Regions from separate parts of the Homo sapiens genome. Here region 1 is linked to region 2. A link is an interaction called in ENCODE POLR2A ChIA-PET data of the cell type or tissue named here. Cell type or tissue: CD4-positive, alpha-beta T cell. All regions are shown on one strand. Each heading gives the region's core, and the rest is flanking DNA. Links, peaks and the distances in the headings are about the cores only. Region 1 holds the start of PPARGC1A (PPARG coactivator 1 alpha). Region 2 overlaps LOC105374524 (a long non-coding RNA gene).

What was found. ChIA-PET counts read pairs that join two places held together with the same protein. Peaks named below come from ENCODE experiments on the same cell type or tissue, not always from the same donor. Only the 100,000 strongest peaks of a DNase experiment are listed, where the experiment ranks them.
Region 1: POLR2A ChIA-PET joins it to region 2 with 11 read pairs; 2 of 35 experiments call an interaction of 5 or more read pairs at or near these places.

The regions. Positions count from the first base shown.
Region 1 is chr4:23,888,075-23,893,074 of GRCh38, reverse strand. It overlaps PPARGC1A (PPARG coactivator 1 alpha), which reads left to right and starts at 3,028. Exons shown (of 13, transcript NM_013261.5): 1 at 3,028-3,171. The coding sequence starts at 3,118. In CD4-positive, alpha-beta T cell, for the core only: no CTCF peak of the experiment used is centred there; a DNase peak (open chromatin) is centred at 2,994; H3K4me3 peaks cover 385 bases.
Region 2 is chr4:23,381,398-23,393,303 of GRCh38, reverse strand. The region is part of intron 17 of LOC105374524 (a long non-coding RNA gene); the gene reads right to left. It overlaps LOC105374523 (a long non-coding RNA gene), which reads left to right. Exons shown (of 4, transcript XR_925461.2): 2 at 157-329. Among named protein-coding and RNA genes, the nearest start is that of PPARGC1A-AS1, 380 kb to the left of the region's middle. In CD4-positive, alpha-beta T cell, for the core only: no CTCF peak of the experiment used is centred there; no DNase peak of the experiment used is centred there.

The DNA.
Region 1 (5,000 bases), core at 1-5,000, 500 kb before region 2:
AGGCTTTGTGTAGATATGCAACATTGGGGGCACTCAGCAGATGTTAATAAATACCTCTTTCTATTGTTGAGAAAAAATGGGTTTGATTTGGGTGTGAACTGCAGTGGTCAATGAAAGGAACTTGTATCTCACCAGGGTGTGTTTTAAGCAGTAGAAGAGGAATCTGGGTGTTGATCCAAGTGACGTTGGTTTTTCATACCAAATTATTCCCCATTTTTAAGGGTTGTCATCCCCCTAAAATTGTAAGCTCTCTTGTGTCCATGTCATATGCTTTCTTGGCAGTCCTTGTGATACATGGCTGTGCACACAGTAAGGTTTCAATAGATCCTTGTTGTCTGAAACCAGATATTTGGGAATTTTGGAGACAGAGTTGACGAAGGGGTGAAAGGAGGGCTGTGGGTAGAGAGTAAGAGAAATAGTCAAAGCAGAGAGAGAATTAAATAGAGAAATGGCCCGGGGAACCAGAAAAAAACCAAGGTTGGTGAGCAATGAACCATTTAAGTTCTCCTGAGAAAAGAAAAAAAAAAAAACTGGACTGAAGAAAAAATTTAATCTGAAGAGTTAATTAACAAAATTATAAAACCTCTAAAACATCCCTCTCATTACAGTTGTAGTTTTAAGACAAAAAAAAAATATCGTGGAAAGCACTCTAATTTGTCCTAGGAATCTATTTAATTTTGATTTGTCCAGTAATAGAAATTTGAGGGGGAAATGCAATATACTGTAGTTTATGAGTCTTTTAAATGTTGTTACTTCTGAATTCCATCCTCTTTGTGATAGTGAGAGTGAAGAAAACACAAGTGTATTTGAAATCACTTCTGGTTTCAGTGCATGTGCTGATTTGATTTTTTAGAAGTAGAATTAGATGGCAAAAAATAAGAAAACCCTAACAATACAATCTGGGCAGGTTAGAATATCAAAAATTATAACGAGCCTGTTCTAATGTAAAGAACATCTCTAAAAGATGTGAATAGGTTTTAAAAATATGATGAATATCTAGCATTGGATAAACACAAATAAAGGTATCAGTGAATATCACAATGGAAGAATCACATGATAATAATTAATAAACATTGACTCTTCTTGGCCAGGTGACCAATATTATTTCACAGTTGATCCTTGAGGGCAGAGCCAATGACCTTTGTCCTGAATTTTAATAATTTACTGAAGTTTTACATTAAATCAGAATATAATTGGGAAGAAAATTAGTGTTTCTTTGTGGGGAGTGCAGAGTAATGCCACTAATTGCTTGTATAAAAGCATTCCCGAGGTTGTATTTTCCTGTTCTTTCATTAGAAAATTAAAACTACAGTAATTTTCTGCTGTTTATAAAAGGGAAAATGTGCTGGTGAACTGTATTCAGCAAACTTAAAATGTCAAAGCTCTTGGCCACCTTTTTATGCCCAGTAATGATAAACTGTCAACTTCCTTACATTATTTGGGAATTTACTAGCAACTTGTTGCAGCTCTCACAGCACACAAATCTCTTATAATATGTATGGTCTGAAAGAAGCAGCAGTCTGCTGGTATTTTGTTTCTTTTGTTCTTTCTTTCACTTTAATATTTGAGCAATTTAATATTTAAAATATGTGTTAGGGCAAATAACCATGTTTTTCTGTTTAAGGAGATGGACAATGAAGAACAGTGTAAATTAACCTCAGTAGAATAATGCTTTACAAATTATATTTAGGTAACTGGGGGATTGTTTTCAGGTAAATTATTATCAAGTAAAAGAATTGAGCTGATTCTAAAAGTATATTGGGTTTAACATTTTATGAAAACATGTTTATTCACACAGATACATACACGTGTACATCTCCTGGGAACTTGGAAGGGTTAAGTCAGACCACTGTCATGTTACAGGAAGTGTTTTTCCACTGTGTCCAGTACCTTGAGTTTGTTATGTATTCAATATGTAGTGTCATCATAAAACAGTTGCACCTACCTGCATTAGCCCTCATTGTCTCAAGGTACAAGCTGAAAAATAATAGAAAGTAAAGCTCAGGAATTGAATATTTCTGCTAATAGTGTGTTGGTATTTTTCCCTCAGTTCACAGACATTCTTGATTTCAAAACGCAAACTACACAACCCAGGGCACTAGGGTTGGAATTCAATGTTTATTCAAAAAGGCACCCTAAGGCAGTTAGGGAGGAAACGCTACATGTATGAAAAATAGGAGCCGGGAATCAAAGCTGATCTGAGCAGAGCAGCAGCGACTGTATTTACTAACACTTGTTTTCTGGGAGCCTATGAGAGAAATGGAAATAATTAGAAGGAAGCTGAAAGGATGGGGTTTTGTGGCTTGTTCTCCTTATATGGAGCAAAGAAAACTGCAGCAACTCTTCGGGAGCTGGTATTCCCTACTGCCATGGGGGCAGCCGAATTCTGGGTGGAGGAGTTTGTTTATACCTTAACACATACAGGCTATTTTGTTGATTAAACAAGCAAAAAAAAAAAAAAAAAAAAAAAAAGCCCCGTTTGCGCTTTCAAACACTCCCTCAATGAGAAAATGTCTCATAAAAATGCATCATGTGATAAGCTCTTGCTTTAGTCCCAAACTGAGCTTGAGTCCACTTGGAGATCTTAGAATTAAAGAGTTCTTAGGGAATACACGTTTTAGCTAAGAATATAGTTACTCTGTCATGAAACAGGGAGCTTTGCCACTTGCTTGTTTTGGAAGGAAAATAAATTAAAAAAAGATTGCAGGGGATTTTGGTTATTATATGGCCAGGGCTCCGTTTAGAGTCTGTGGCATTCAAAGCTGGCTTTAATCACAGCATGATGCTTGAAGCCTCCAAAAGTCTAAGTGTTTCCTTTCTTTCTTTCTTTTCTTTTTCTTTCTTTTTTTTTTTTTTTAAAGCGTTACTTCACTGAAGCAGAGGGCTGCCTTTGAGTGACGTCACGAGTTAGAGCAGCAAGCTGCACAGGGGAAGGGAGGCTGGGTGAGTGACAGCCCAGCCTACTTTTTAATAGCTTTGTCATGTGACTGGGGACTGTAGTAAGACAGGTGCCTTCAGTTCACTCTCAGTAAGGGGCTGGTTGCCTGCATGAGTGTGTGCTCTGTGTCACTGTGGATTGGAGTTGAAAAAGCTTGACTGGCGTCATTCAGGAGCTGGATGGCGTGGGACATGTGCAACCAGGACTCTGAGTCTGTATGGAGTGACATCGAGGTGAGCTGGGGCAGGGCTCGGCGCTGCAGCCACAACTGACGCTTCCCTCAGATGCTATTATTCCTGTAAGGGGGGATGGGCTTGGGCAAAGAGAGGAGCCAGGAAAGTAGTCCAGGCAGGAGCTTTTAGAAGAATCTCAATCTTATCTTAACTCCAATAAGTTTGCTATTTTAAGGTGGCTCTGAGATGGCTTGAGCAAATCAAAGCTTAGCTGCTGTCATCAGTATCTGTTGCAGTTAGAAACTCTTTCCATGTGACTTTGGCACTGTTTCTACTCATATGCAATATTTATGCTCTAAGATATTGATATGAATCAGAAGCTGAAGTCTTTCCAGTGGTGTTTAGTGGCCTGGTTGGAAAAATGCCATTTCTATTTATAATAAGACGAAGATAAAAATATTAAAATGGATGTGTTCAAATATAGTCCGTTTTGACTCTAGTCCGGATTTTTCCCCCCTCTCTCTCTGTTCATCAGACAGAGAACTTACAAAATCCTAAATAATCCTGCTGGGCTATTTTAGATTGCTTTTCCCACAGAACACAAAACAACGATGCTGCTTCCTTTAAAACTCCTATACGTGGTTGAAAGATTTGGCCAGCGAATAAAAAGAAACGCCTGGCAGTGCAAGGTTTTCCGTTCGCGTCGGTGGCAGGGAAGCCAATGGTTAAATCTTCCTGTACCACGGAGAGCTGCCTGAAGCTGAGAGAGAATAGAGTTTATGCAGGACTGTGTGTGGAGCTGCTCGCTGCTAGTGTAAAAATAGACAGCAATACATCAATTCCACAGTCTCTGCTGGCTACAATTCATACAGGGGGGAAAATAACGCAAGCAGTTTCCTCGTAATCTCTGGAGTCTAGTGGGGGGACGGAGGACCTCGGCGTGTTTGCATTCAGCACAATGGAATGCTCTCGGAAGGAAAGTTTGGGCAACTTGGGAAACAAGCAAAACTTTCTGTGGACTCTGGTGAGATGGACTCGAATTGAATTGCATGGAGGATCCCAGCTGCTAACAATGAATCTGGCAAAAGACTGCGAGTGTTTCCTCTGGGTAGCTGGGGGCACGTAGGGTAAGGGGGAGGATCAAGCCCACACGTGATTTGATTAAATAAGATGTCCATGTGGTGCAGCGATACACATCTAAAGTGAAAATAATTTGGCCAAGGCCGTCTGTGAATGCATTTTTCCTATCTAGCGAGGCATGCCCGGGATTCTTAACTCTTTGCTGGGTTTGCAAATGTTGGCTCCATTTGCCCTCCCTTGCCTTGGTAGATCGTATTTGTGGATTGTAATTGTTATCTTGTTCTGATTTCTTGGTAAGGCGGAATAGATATGGATAATTCATATGCCCTGTAGCCATTATGAGTCAGGGTTATAAGTGGCTTCAAAGTCCTAATTGCCTTTGAGTAGCCGGAGTGTCCTGTGGGTGGTTGTCTGGCTGGCACTGTGGGTCTCAGCTGCTGTAGTTTCATTTTTCCATCATGTATTATTCCTGATGCTGTTAGGAGTTGATTGAGGAACTAGATCATATGGAAATAAGGAAGATTTATTTTAATCATTGGAATTCCTGCAGTCATTTTCAAATAAACATCAGAAGCATTTAGAATAGTGGCCTTTAAATTTTTTTCTTAAGGAGGAAAGGTCTTGGCTACTTGTCCAGCCATGGATAGAGTCGCCAGTCGGCTGAGATTGGCCAGTCACTTCTCTGTTGCACTATAGGCAGCTAGCTGCTAGAAGCTTTGCCTACATGGCAGCGGCTCTGGGAATCACCTCCGCCTGTATAAAATATTACGAGCAGCAGGTAGCGTTGGCAGTTTTCATTTTTTGAATCA
Region 2 (11,906 bases), core at 3,795-8,794:
TCTGCACAGCCTCTGCCAGAGATATTTTTGGTGACTGATGGCATTGGGGTTTCATCAGCAGCTGTAACCTGGACTGTCTTTCAAAAAGTTCTGTATACTTTCTTCAGTCGCATGTTAACTTATTTCCAAGACTCTGATGTTTCTAACCTTTTAAAGATTTCAGAGAATTAATGGGACACATGAGATTTTCACAGTCCTGGCCCTGCAGTCATCCAATTGGAGAATGAGCCAATCCTCTTTCGCAAGGGCAGTTATCCCAGACAAGTTCATGTTCCAAGAAGCCAGATCAGTGTTTCCGGAGACCGTGGCAGATACTTGGTGGCATTGGGGTAAGGACGATGAATGGAGAAAATGTGGTTGTCACCATTACTGGAATATGGGTTAGTTGTCTTTTTCTGGAATCTACAATCTGTAAACTTAACTTCATATTGGAGAAATCTCTGTGTAAATGATTCATTTTAGCATGGCTAATTTACCCTGTCCGTGATGGAGGTGAACATTCATGTTTACATAACGTATCTTCTGCCACAGAATGCCATTTTTGTATTTTGTTGTCCTTTTGAAAAATTCAGCAATTTACAATGTTTATGGCCTTATTCTCCATTTCCTATTTTTGTTGTTCTGCATAGACCCTCCTACTGATATTCTTAACACACTCTCCTGTGAGTAAGCATTCCCCATCCTGTTTTCATCAATTCTCAGTATGGAATTAATTTGGTGTAAGACACCTGCCTCCTTAAGTGATTTCTTCAGGAAGACTTTTCCTTAAGTAATTAACCAGCATAGAGCCAGTTCAGGACTCTGAGGTGACGAATGACTTTGGAGTCACCGGAGAAGTTATATCCAACTTCTTGACTTTTTCATCTCACTGACTAGGAAGGCAATTGTTAAAGGGAGATAATTGTCCAAGGGTTTCTCCTTCACCATTTTCTCTTTTTGCTTCTGATAACCCATATAACTTTACAGCTTCAACCATTACCTTTTTTGCAAATTTATCCACTTTGCTCAGACTACCCATTTATGCTCCAATAGTGCAATTTCAATTTTTTAGTGAACATATATATTTTGAATACTTACCATCATCTCAAATTCAACATGTCTGAAATTAAATTAATAATTTACCCTCTCCTACCAATAAGCTGGTACCCAAATTGTTTCCTCAGCTTCTTCAAAGGATGATACCATACTTAACCATCTAGGCTTGAAATTTCAGCATCATTTTTTATTTTTGTTCTGTGCAAAGTCATCCATCCTTTTGAAACTGTTTTATCTAACTTATCTTCTACAAAGCCTTTTCTCTTAGTGTGTCTATATAATTATATTGACGTATACATAATCTACACTTAATAATGTATACATATGTACACACATGCACATACCATACATATTTATATGTGTATGCATCCAAATACACACACATAGAGAAAGGGGTAATTCAGACTGAACTCCCTTAACATTTTTTCCCCTTCCATTTCTGAATTTACCCAGGTTTTCATCAACCACTACATATTTTTCTACTTAATAAGCTGTCCCTCATCCTTTGCCAAAGCTGTTAGACCTATGCTCTTATTTGTGTTTTCTCTTACCTTCCCTAGGTCTTTGTTCCATTGAGTATCTCCTCTATTTCACAGATTACATTTTTTATTAAATCTGAAAATACCTCTAGGCTCAAACCTGATCCTCCATTCTATATTGGGTAATGATATCACCATAGACTCAATTCCTCAAACCATGAGCCAAGAAATTATGCTTGACAGCCTTCAGTTTTACCACTCACATCTAGTTGTGAGGCCATACCTTCCAAATAACCCTCCAATATATTTATCTTTACTGTCATTGCCCTAGTTCATTTCTTCTTACTCAAATAGATTTCAAGTTATCCAGCTGGTAGTCCTGACCTCAGATAGTCCCCTGTGCTTCAATTAATTCTTCACACTACAGACAGATTTATTATTCCAAAATAAAACTATGATCATGCTGCATAACTTCCTTGCTTAAAATATTTCAGTGTTTCCCTAGCCTGCTGCCTGAGGTCCAGATTCCTTAGGGAGACATACAGGGACACTGAAGATCTGATACTAACCTTACCTTATGCCACTTCCTCCCATTCTCCAACCAGATTGACTATTTCAAGGGTTGTCTGAATATATTACGGCAATTTTTCCTCCTCTACTTTTATGTGTATTGTTGTCTCTGCACATAACTGTTGCCTCAGTCTGAAACACATTTTCCCCTTTCTCAGCCAAGTACTTCAAGATCAAAGCCAGTTTTACTTGCCTTGGTTTCCTAAGAAATATTAGGCATTTTCTTTTCTGGGATTATATTTTTAAATAGCTCTTACTCATTACATTGTAACATAATTATTGTATTATCTTGGTCTTTATTTATCATTCCTTTGCTCTCATTTACTTGTGCTTTCCACATTTAGAGTAAGATTCAAGATGTTTTTTAAAGGTCTACAAGACCCTGATCTTGCCTTTGGCTACTTTCCTGACCTCATTTCCTTCCACCTTCTCCCCAGCGGACTCCGCTCTAGCCACATGGTCCTCCTTCCTGTTTCCACACTCATTCTCATATAAGGTACTTTGTGTTTGCTGTTCCTTATGCCTCTTGTCCTCTTCCCTAGGTATTTCCATGTCTGGTGCCCTCCTTTCATACAGGTTTCTGCTCAAGCATTGCTTCCCTCTAAAGGCTGTTTTTCCTGAGTGTGTAGTTTGGGATGACCCGTGCTTCATATTTCCCAGGCATCTTGAATTACATTCTTCAGAATAATACATTCCCAGCCTGCCATCTGAATTACAACTCTTTGACTTGTTCGTAAGGGTATATGTGCAACTTGTTCATCATGTCGTAAGCATTCTGGTGTTGGCAAAGTATGGCTGGTATATTGTAGTTTTCTTTGGGAAATAATACTAGAGCCAAGTTTTCATGTGAAGGTCATGATTAACCATGGATTAACTTAAACCCCCAAAAGCCTTTGGGAATATTTGACTACTGTGAATTAGGATAGCATGTAATGTAGTGGAATGTTTATCTGGACTTATTGCATAAAGAAATATACCTCAAGATAATATAGGACCTATCTATGCATATTATTTTGTAAACAAATGTCATAATGTGGACACTGGCTTTGTGTGCTACCTAATTTATAGTATAATACATACAACTAAATATTGTTGTACAGTAGATGGTAGATTAGCACCTTTGTGTTCAAAAATGAGGTTTACCATCAAGAATAACGTATAGTTGAGATAATCAAATATCTGCCTTTGCCCTAGGAACACCAGAGGACCCTCACTCTCAGGGTGAATGTTGGGTTATACTGACCTAAATACTAAGTGTGCAATCAGGGATTATCCCAACATCTGTTTAGGAAAGACAGATGTTGTCATTATAGACCTTCATTCATGTGCTCCTCCATAGTTAAAAAGAATGATTCCCATACATTGAATTCATAAAAGCAAGCAAGAAACAGGCAGAAAAAGAAAAATGGAAGTCTCCAGAATATTTTGAATAAGAAGTTTCAAGACCAGAGGAAAAAAGAAGAAAATAGAATGGGGAGTTAGGGGGTGTGGCAGTGGTGAGAGGAAAAAAAAAAAGGTATTGTGAAGAGGTCTACAGCTACATAAAAAGCCTTTGTATAGTTTGTCTTATGTGAAATTTAATAACCATATAAAACCCAATACGCTTGTTTCATTGCAAGCAGGAGGATGCTATATAAAAAAAAAAAGGCTGGAGAAACAGCATGCAACTCATAAAAGACATGCAGTTTGAATTTATACATGCATCCATCATGGGATAGTGTGCACCAGAGGCAGACCAAGACATTTAGTGGGAATACAAGGTGGTGCTTCCTTCTCTACAGAAAAAGCTGTTCAATCATAGCCAAGCACCTGATACACATAGGCATTACCAAAGAGAGTGACTTTTCAGGACAATAAAGAGTAGCAATTCATACTTTGCTTTAACAAATGGACAAAGCAGGCTGGCTGTAGTCTCACTGTTGAGGAAAGTCAAGGGCTGCCTGCAGGAAAAGGTCTTATTATGGCAAGGGACATCTAGTCTTTGCCCACATCTTGCCTCCTTGGCTGTGCCTTGAGAATAACAGGTGGCCGAAGTTTTGTGCCAAGTTCATTCTTGACCACAGAGCTGCCCCTTAGTGGATTCTGTGATTCAGAGCTTTGGGAAAAAGGAAAGGGCATAACTACCTGGTCACTGACATAAAAATTACCACCAGCCTGTGAATCTCAGGTCCTCCCCTTGGAGATTGGCTTGGACCCAAAACCACTTCTATCTACTGATAACAGATTGTGATATTTGTGCTCCAGTTTCATTGATCAAGGCTGCCAGCAAAGTTCATCTTACCTAGATTTTATCCAAGTGACTAAGAGAGGGGCAGATGGACCTGGCACAGTGTCATTTGTCTGGGGCCTTGACCCTGCCTAGGTATGGTGCCTGCTGGCAGTTGAACATTTTATACTCCTGGGTTTTTATCCAGGTTCTAATCTTGCAGCTGCATTCAGGGAAAACACCCTAAATACAGCTTCTGTCAAACGAGCCTCACAGTTGAATGTTCTTCCCAGGACCTGTAAAGGACAAATTGAACTATTTACTCACACATACCTCCCTTTTCAAAAAGACTGCTGTCAACACACTTCCTAAACACAGACTAATTGCACAAATTAAGATGGCGGTTTGGTGATTTTCAGGGAAATCTAAAAGCTTCAAAAAATCTAAATGGTTTTGTAAGTCTTCAGAATGCACACTTACAACAGCATAAATGAGGGCTTCTCTCCCATTAGGGAACTGGAGTCTGTTACTTTATCCCCATTGACTCTCGTAATGTCCCTGGCTCAGCACCACATGCAACAGATGCAAAGGGTCACCAGTGAAGGGCAAAATATTTTGTGAAAATAATAGAACTATGCTATCTACGTAGCCAGTTTTTCCCACTCCGCACTTTCAGTGCTATCGCCTTGCTTTCATATAGTGATTTTCTTTTTATTTGCTAGAGTTTATTTTGTTGAATATGGCGAAAGACAAAAAAACAAAACAAAACAAAGGGAAGGTCGTTTTGTTTTTTCCCCAAGTATTAACCAAGCACTGTCCAGAGCCTTCTTCATATGAGCTTTGCCGTCCTAAAAAAATTTTCTTTGTTATGCCTCTTCCTTGCTCCTGAACCTGAGTGATTTGCTTAGCTAATCAAGCTTAAATAATATGTAACAGGCAAGAAAAAGAAATCACTAAAATATAGAAATGGCTGCAGCTGTTTTCTGCATTATAGGAGAATAGCAGAATTCATCTCTGGAGTAGATGCTCTTTTGTTTAGGAAAACACACTGATGAAATTTTTAGATTATTCAAAATTAGGTCCCCAAGACTGGTCCAGGGTGGAAGTGGAGACAGAAGAACAAAATTACTCTGAAGTATCAAGTGTCAAGAAGTTTGCCTTTGAGCCTTGCTGGTTTTAGGGGTAGAAGTAGTGGTGTATTCTAGAAATAGGAGAATATGGAAATTGAGACAAACACATTATATACAAACACTCACACTCACAGACACACAGAGACATCAGGAAATTGTGGCCAGCTGGATTCTGAGCAAGAATAAGGCTTTCTAAAAAATGTCTTGGGATAGAGATGGCTAAAAAATTTTAATAGTCATATTTATCAATCCTAGGCTGTTTGCCATTTTGCTGTAATATCCCCCCAATACCTCTGTATAATTCCCCTAATCTTCAGTTAGAATGTAATATTCTGTACCTTATAGAATATTATATTCTGCACCACTTTGAATTAGTGGTGGTTCCAGCAATGAAGGGGACAGGCTGCGTCTATGCACAGAGCCAGGTAGTACCTAGAAGGTTCAGGAGATGTAGAAGTAAATAGGTATTGTAAAAGGAAAGATGTGGAAGGAGAAGCAGAAGTAAGATGGAGAGGATGGCAGAGGTAGGTGCAGGAGAACATCAGCACTCCTGCCCTGGAACCCTCAGGAAATGGAGAAGGGTGCAGGCTTTCTCACAGCTGAGATTGGATCATGGTATTTTATTTGGATATAAAAAGAAACTATAGCCACAGCAAGTTGTATCTTGCCACAAATAAAACTGTTCACAGTTCCTTTTGGGTACCCTCAAACCTGAACCTCCTCCCCATGTCTGCCAGCTCTGCTGTCCATTTCCCACTCTCTCCAAACACTGCCTATAACCATTCTGTGCTTTCTGTTAAGACATTTTCTTCAGTCTGGAAAGCCCCTGTATTCATTTCACTGATTAGTCGCATTCTACCCGTTATTCAATGCCCAATTAAAATTCCACCTTTTTCATGAAGTTGATTCTGGCCCTTGGAGCCTACATGTTAATCTCCCATTTCTGAAGTCCGATAGCACTCGTCGCAAGAAAGGCATAATACAGCAATGTGATAGTAATCTTCTATTTTCTGTTTCTTCTATCTTCACTTGGTTTGCCCCAGACAATAATGGATATTCTTAGGGTAAAGAAAATGTGTTGTTTATTTTTCTTATATGTTTCGACTCTACCTAGCTTATTCCTGGATACCTACTAACGTTTCAATTTGCATTAGGTTAACGGATAAAGAGTTGCATCAGTCTTTAAAATAAGCATTTGTTATCCAGTAAAAGTTCGCTCATGGGAATCCAGCCAAGCATTGTGTCCTCAGTTGATGTTGCTTAGGTGGGCCAGTGTATGGTAAATAAAAAAAATTACTATAATGAATAAAACATTATGAAAATCTTCAAAATAATTTTGAAAAATAAGACTTTCTGATCTCTATCTTTATGTGCTGTCCAATTCCACATAATTTTTCTACCTCTTCCTATTCATAAATGAACTTTTATTTCCAATATAACTTCATTAAGAGAAGCCGAAAGAAAGAAAAACCTAATGAATTCCTTTAGTCAAAGAGTGATTCAACATGGGAGAACTTATGAATTCCTTCAACAATTATTTAAATATTGGGAGTACAATTAGATTAATGAAAGGCTAGTATTTCAAACCTCAGGTCAACTTGAGTATGGCAAGTTCAGACATTAAAGTACAATCACAGACACAAATAAAGTGTATATTTTGAACAATTCTACATGGGTCAAGGGTACTGGAAGGCCTACAAAATTCAATCCATGTGCCCATTTTTACTGTTGGCTTCCCTTTTTATGCTTTCCACTTTTTGGTTTTGCTTTTTCTTTCTCTTGCACCCTTTTCCTTTTGCTCCATGCCTTATTCTGCATACAGCTTTGCATCTGTTACCTTCACAGCTCTTTCTCATTTATGAGCTGTTGTTGGGCTACCATCTTCTGCAAAAAGGCTGTATTAACTGAGAACACTTGGAAATAAAATGAAGGTGCCCCTCACATGAAGGTTAGTTTATAAAGTCAGAGCATAAACAAGAAGAAAATTGGATATTTTGAAATTACCCTTGGAACTCCCTTTGGTGGGTGCCATGTAAGAGACCTTCTCTCACCAAATTGAGCAAAGTCAGTGTTTCCTCCAGCATTGGAATTGATCACTGTATATTCAGCTGAACCCCTGATAAAGGAGTTGGCTTCTTCACATAGGCTATGTTGATCCAAAAATGAGGTCTTTAAACACATTTAACGGGATGAGCTGCTAAGGCTTTTTGAGGCATATGGCAACCAAGATGCCGGCAGAAGGCAGATTCTGGGCTCCCAATTTGTGCAATTTATTCTAGTTCTGGAATATTTGCACACTGAACGACTGTACAAGCTGAATATCAGTATCAATTTAATGGATAAGTCTTCTTTTCTACTTCTTTTCTTTCCTTTACCTTCTTTTTCTCTTTCTTTCCCATCAAAATACATATGATAAAATCCCATTGAGTTGAATATGCATATCATGTAATAGTACCCTAGCGTCAGATGAAAGTGCCCATTGCCTTGTAAATAAAGTCATATATCTCTCCATTATGCTCTTAGTCATTCACTTGAAAATAATTGAGGATATGCACAGAGCTTCTGCCCATCAAAGGTGGCAACTTGCATGGTCCAACAGATGGGTTTTTTGTCTTAACCCTTCATTGTCTCTTATCTTTGAATTGTGTTAATAGATCTGATTAAGCAAAAAGAAAAAAAATGAAGTAAATATTTTCCATCATTAAAATTGTTTTTGCTTGCTTTGCTTGTCGCATGGGAAGGCTTTGGATCTGTTTTTTTTCCCCTGTGTCTCTCAGTCAAGATGCGATGAACAATGATGTTGGTGAACCTCACCATTGCACTGCTGACCGGAGTCAGCCTGGCTTCATCTTCCCTCTCAACTTCAGAGTGAGTGACAGAGCTGGAGGGAATGGCATTGAGAGTCTGGCTGCTCTTCCACTAACTGGAAGGAAACAGTATGCAGATCTGAGTACTTCAGACCAGCCTAGATGACTCAGTAGATTGGCTTTCAGGGAAAAAAATATTTCTCAGTACTTATAATAACTATGTTATACATTATGGGCATAAATGCAACTCCTCTTGGAGCAGGCACTGAAATTAACCCACAAAGTTTCTAAAATATATGCTTTGGGAGTAGATCAACATTATATATCCATATTTTCTCAATGACAGTATTAAATTTACTGACTCATAAATGTATCCTGTAGTTCTTTTCATGTGGTCATTTATTTGGCAGATTTGGAGAAAATTTTATGACTACCATTTAATTCACTTTTAAGTGATGGTTTTACTCTTCAAGTTCATTGAACGAAATAAGACTATTTGATGGAGAAAAGATTTTCTCCATATGTAAAAATAAAATTTATTAGGCAATTTTTGCCTTGCCGATAATTTTTCTAACTGCATCTTAAGGAAAGTTAGTCTATTTTGAAGTTCAATATAATAAATAACAATAATTGATTTACTTAATGTTTTATTTGTTAATTCACACAAATGTATTAGTATGATTTTATAGTTTAGTTACAGTAGCAGCAGTATAATATATAATTACTGATCTGAAGAACAAACAATATCTATACTTTATATCTTTAAACATATCTCAATTTATATTTGTAATAATTGGATGCCCTCAAAACCCAGATGGCTATAGAAGGAATAGAAAGTAGGTGCTCCTCATAAGTAATCTTTTAATCATGGCAAGAACATAATTTCCTAGGCGCCTATTACAGGGTCAATGATAATATATTATCACATTAATCTTTACAGCATCCCTGTGAAGTTAAGGGAGTTATTTATCTGTACCTTTTACTGAAGCTCCATGTATCAGGAAAGCAGCTTAGTTTATTCAGCTTGTTGGTGGCAAATGCAATCATCAAAATTGGTTTGAATTTCTGTCCATATTTCCTGCTGCCTCTTGAGTTTGGAGTTATGTTTTCATCTCTCAAATCAGAAACAATAATACAAACATCCACCATGTTTGGCATGGTGCTAATTTTAGACTAGGTTTCCAAGGCAGTTTGAGATAGTCTCTTAGATTATAAACTGTTACCTGCATTCAAGCTGGTTGGTTATTTCCCACCCACATGCAAGACTGGCAAGATTACTAGCTAGGAAGATTCTAGTGTTGATACTCTTCTATTCAAAGATCTTCAGGAAACTGTAATAGGATTATTTTCACAAAAAATTGTTGAAGATACTGGTCTAGAACACATCTAGCATGCATCAAACATGACCTTTGGACACATTTCTTTTTCTCTTTAGATTTGTTTTCTTATGACAACTTTAATTTTCTATTGGCTTATTATAAGAAGAATATTTCACAGAGAAATGAAATATTTAGACTGTCTAAACATCAAGCAATAAGTATTTACCAATTAGCCACTATGGAGATATTATAGAGAATTAAAAAGAAGTATGTGAAGTTAGTCTAACTCTTAAAGAAGCTTAAAATAAGCAGAGGAGGCATATATATACATTTGTGAAATCACTAACACTGAAGTACTGTATGACTAAGTGGAAAATGACTACTAAAGAAAATAAAGGCTGCCCTAAATCTTGTGCAATTTTAAATTAAGAAACTTTATTAAAATGTGTCATGAAATAGAAAGTAATTAGTATCAGGGACATGATTTTAAAAGTTTCAGGCATCATAGTACACAATCACTGGAGTTAGAAAGCCTGGATACAAGTCTGTCATTTGACTGCCATTTTTCAGCTGTGTGGTTTTAGAAAACCACTTACCTCTCTGTGCTTCACTTCCTTATCTATAAACTGGGGGGACATTCTTTGTAGGTTGTGCTGTTTATGTGATGTAAGTGATGCTCATGTTTACTCTACTGCTCTAGACTAAATAGTCATGAGTCATTCATTCAGGCAGTGGCTATCAGTTACATACTTAGCAATAGCCATTAGCTGCCCATAGTCTTTGACTAAATAATTCTACTGATATATCTTTATTATAAAGAGAAAGTCTTAGGGAGGGTATAGTCAATTGGCATTTGTTGAGTTTACACTGGGTGAAGTCCACATACTCTTTTCGACTTAATCCCAGTGAAAACCCTGTGAGCTTGGCCCAGTGAAGCCCAGAGTGGTCAAGTAATTTGCCAGTAAGTAGAAGTGAAGTTAGGTTTGAACATACACCTTGTACAAAGTTCCTACTGTGCAATCAGTCATGCCACAGCACATACACATTGCTAGCTACACAAATACGTTTCTGAAGTATAACCTACTATAATGAAAATAATCAGAAACTATCTAAATTGCCAACATCAAATAATAAGTTAAATTAAATATGGTAAATGAACTTAATAAAATGGATGCATTTATAAAAATTATAATTTAATATACTATTTAGTAAGACTATAAAGAGAATAATAAAATAATATAAAAGAATTCTTAATGTTACATAAATATGTAAACATTTGCTATACGTTAACATAAAAGATATGTATTTATGTATAATTTATACATAGTTTAGGCTGTATTACATTTTTACATAAAATTTCTGAAGTCAGAAATTTAAATATAATGTATTAATTTGCACATTTTTGAAGGTTGCTAATTTGTTTATAAAATAACTTCAAAGTATATGTAGAGCAACTTCTAATTGTTAGTCACTGAAGTTAGTTCCGTGTGTTTAATGATGAGGAGGTGGAGTGGCCTCCCTGAAGGAGCTTGCAGTCCACTAATCCAGTAAAGACATTTATACTTTCAAAATGCTTTTGCCATTTAGAAACAAACACAAAACTAGTTTTCTATAGTATTCTTTCTTTAATCCAAATTGAAATCTATGTAGTTGGAATATACAAGGATAAAATGAAATAAACATTTAAACATAGCAGAATATTTATTATATAAGCCTGAATTGTGTAATTCACTTTTAAAAGAAAAAAACCCACTGACACCATGAAATAAATTAATAATAAATTCACCTATATGAAAATTACTATGAATGAAGAAAAAAGAAAACAGGACTGGGGAATAATATCTGTAACACACAGGGCAAATTAATTTACTATATATGATTGGCCAAATCCTAATAAACAATTAGATAACTTGAAAATGTGCCTGAATAAATAACACAGCATAGAAAAGTAAAGAAATTTTAAAAAATTTAGAATTGCAGAAGCAGCATATGGAGGAAATGAGACAAAGGCCCAAATGAAAAGAGATAATGGCTGAAAATGTTCTTGAAGTGATGAAAACCAGTGATCTTCCATTTCAGGGAAAAAACACATCTCAACCAAGACTTAAAAAAGAAAAAGATTCATATATAGACACTTTATTGTTATTTTCAAACTGCAACACACTAAAGACAAGCCTAAGATCTCTGAAACATCCAGAAAAGATAAACAAATCATCCACAAAGAATATGAAATTAGACGATCATTGGAACTCTCAAGGTAAAAGTCAGAGCACAGTGAAATTGTGACCTTAAACTTCTAGATAACAAAGTAATGAGAGCCACCCTAGTTTCAGTCTCTGTATGATTTTTTTTTAATGGTG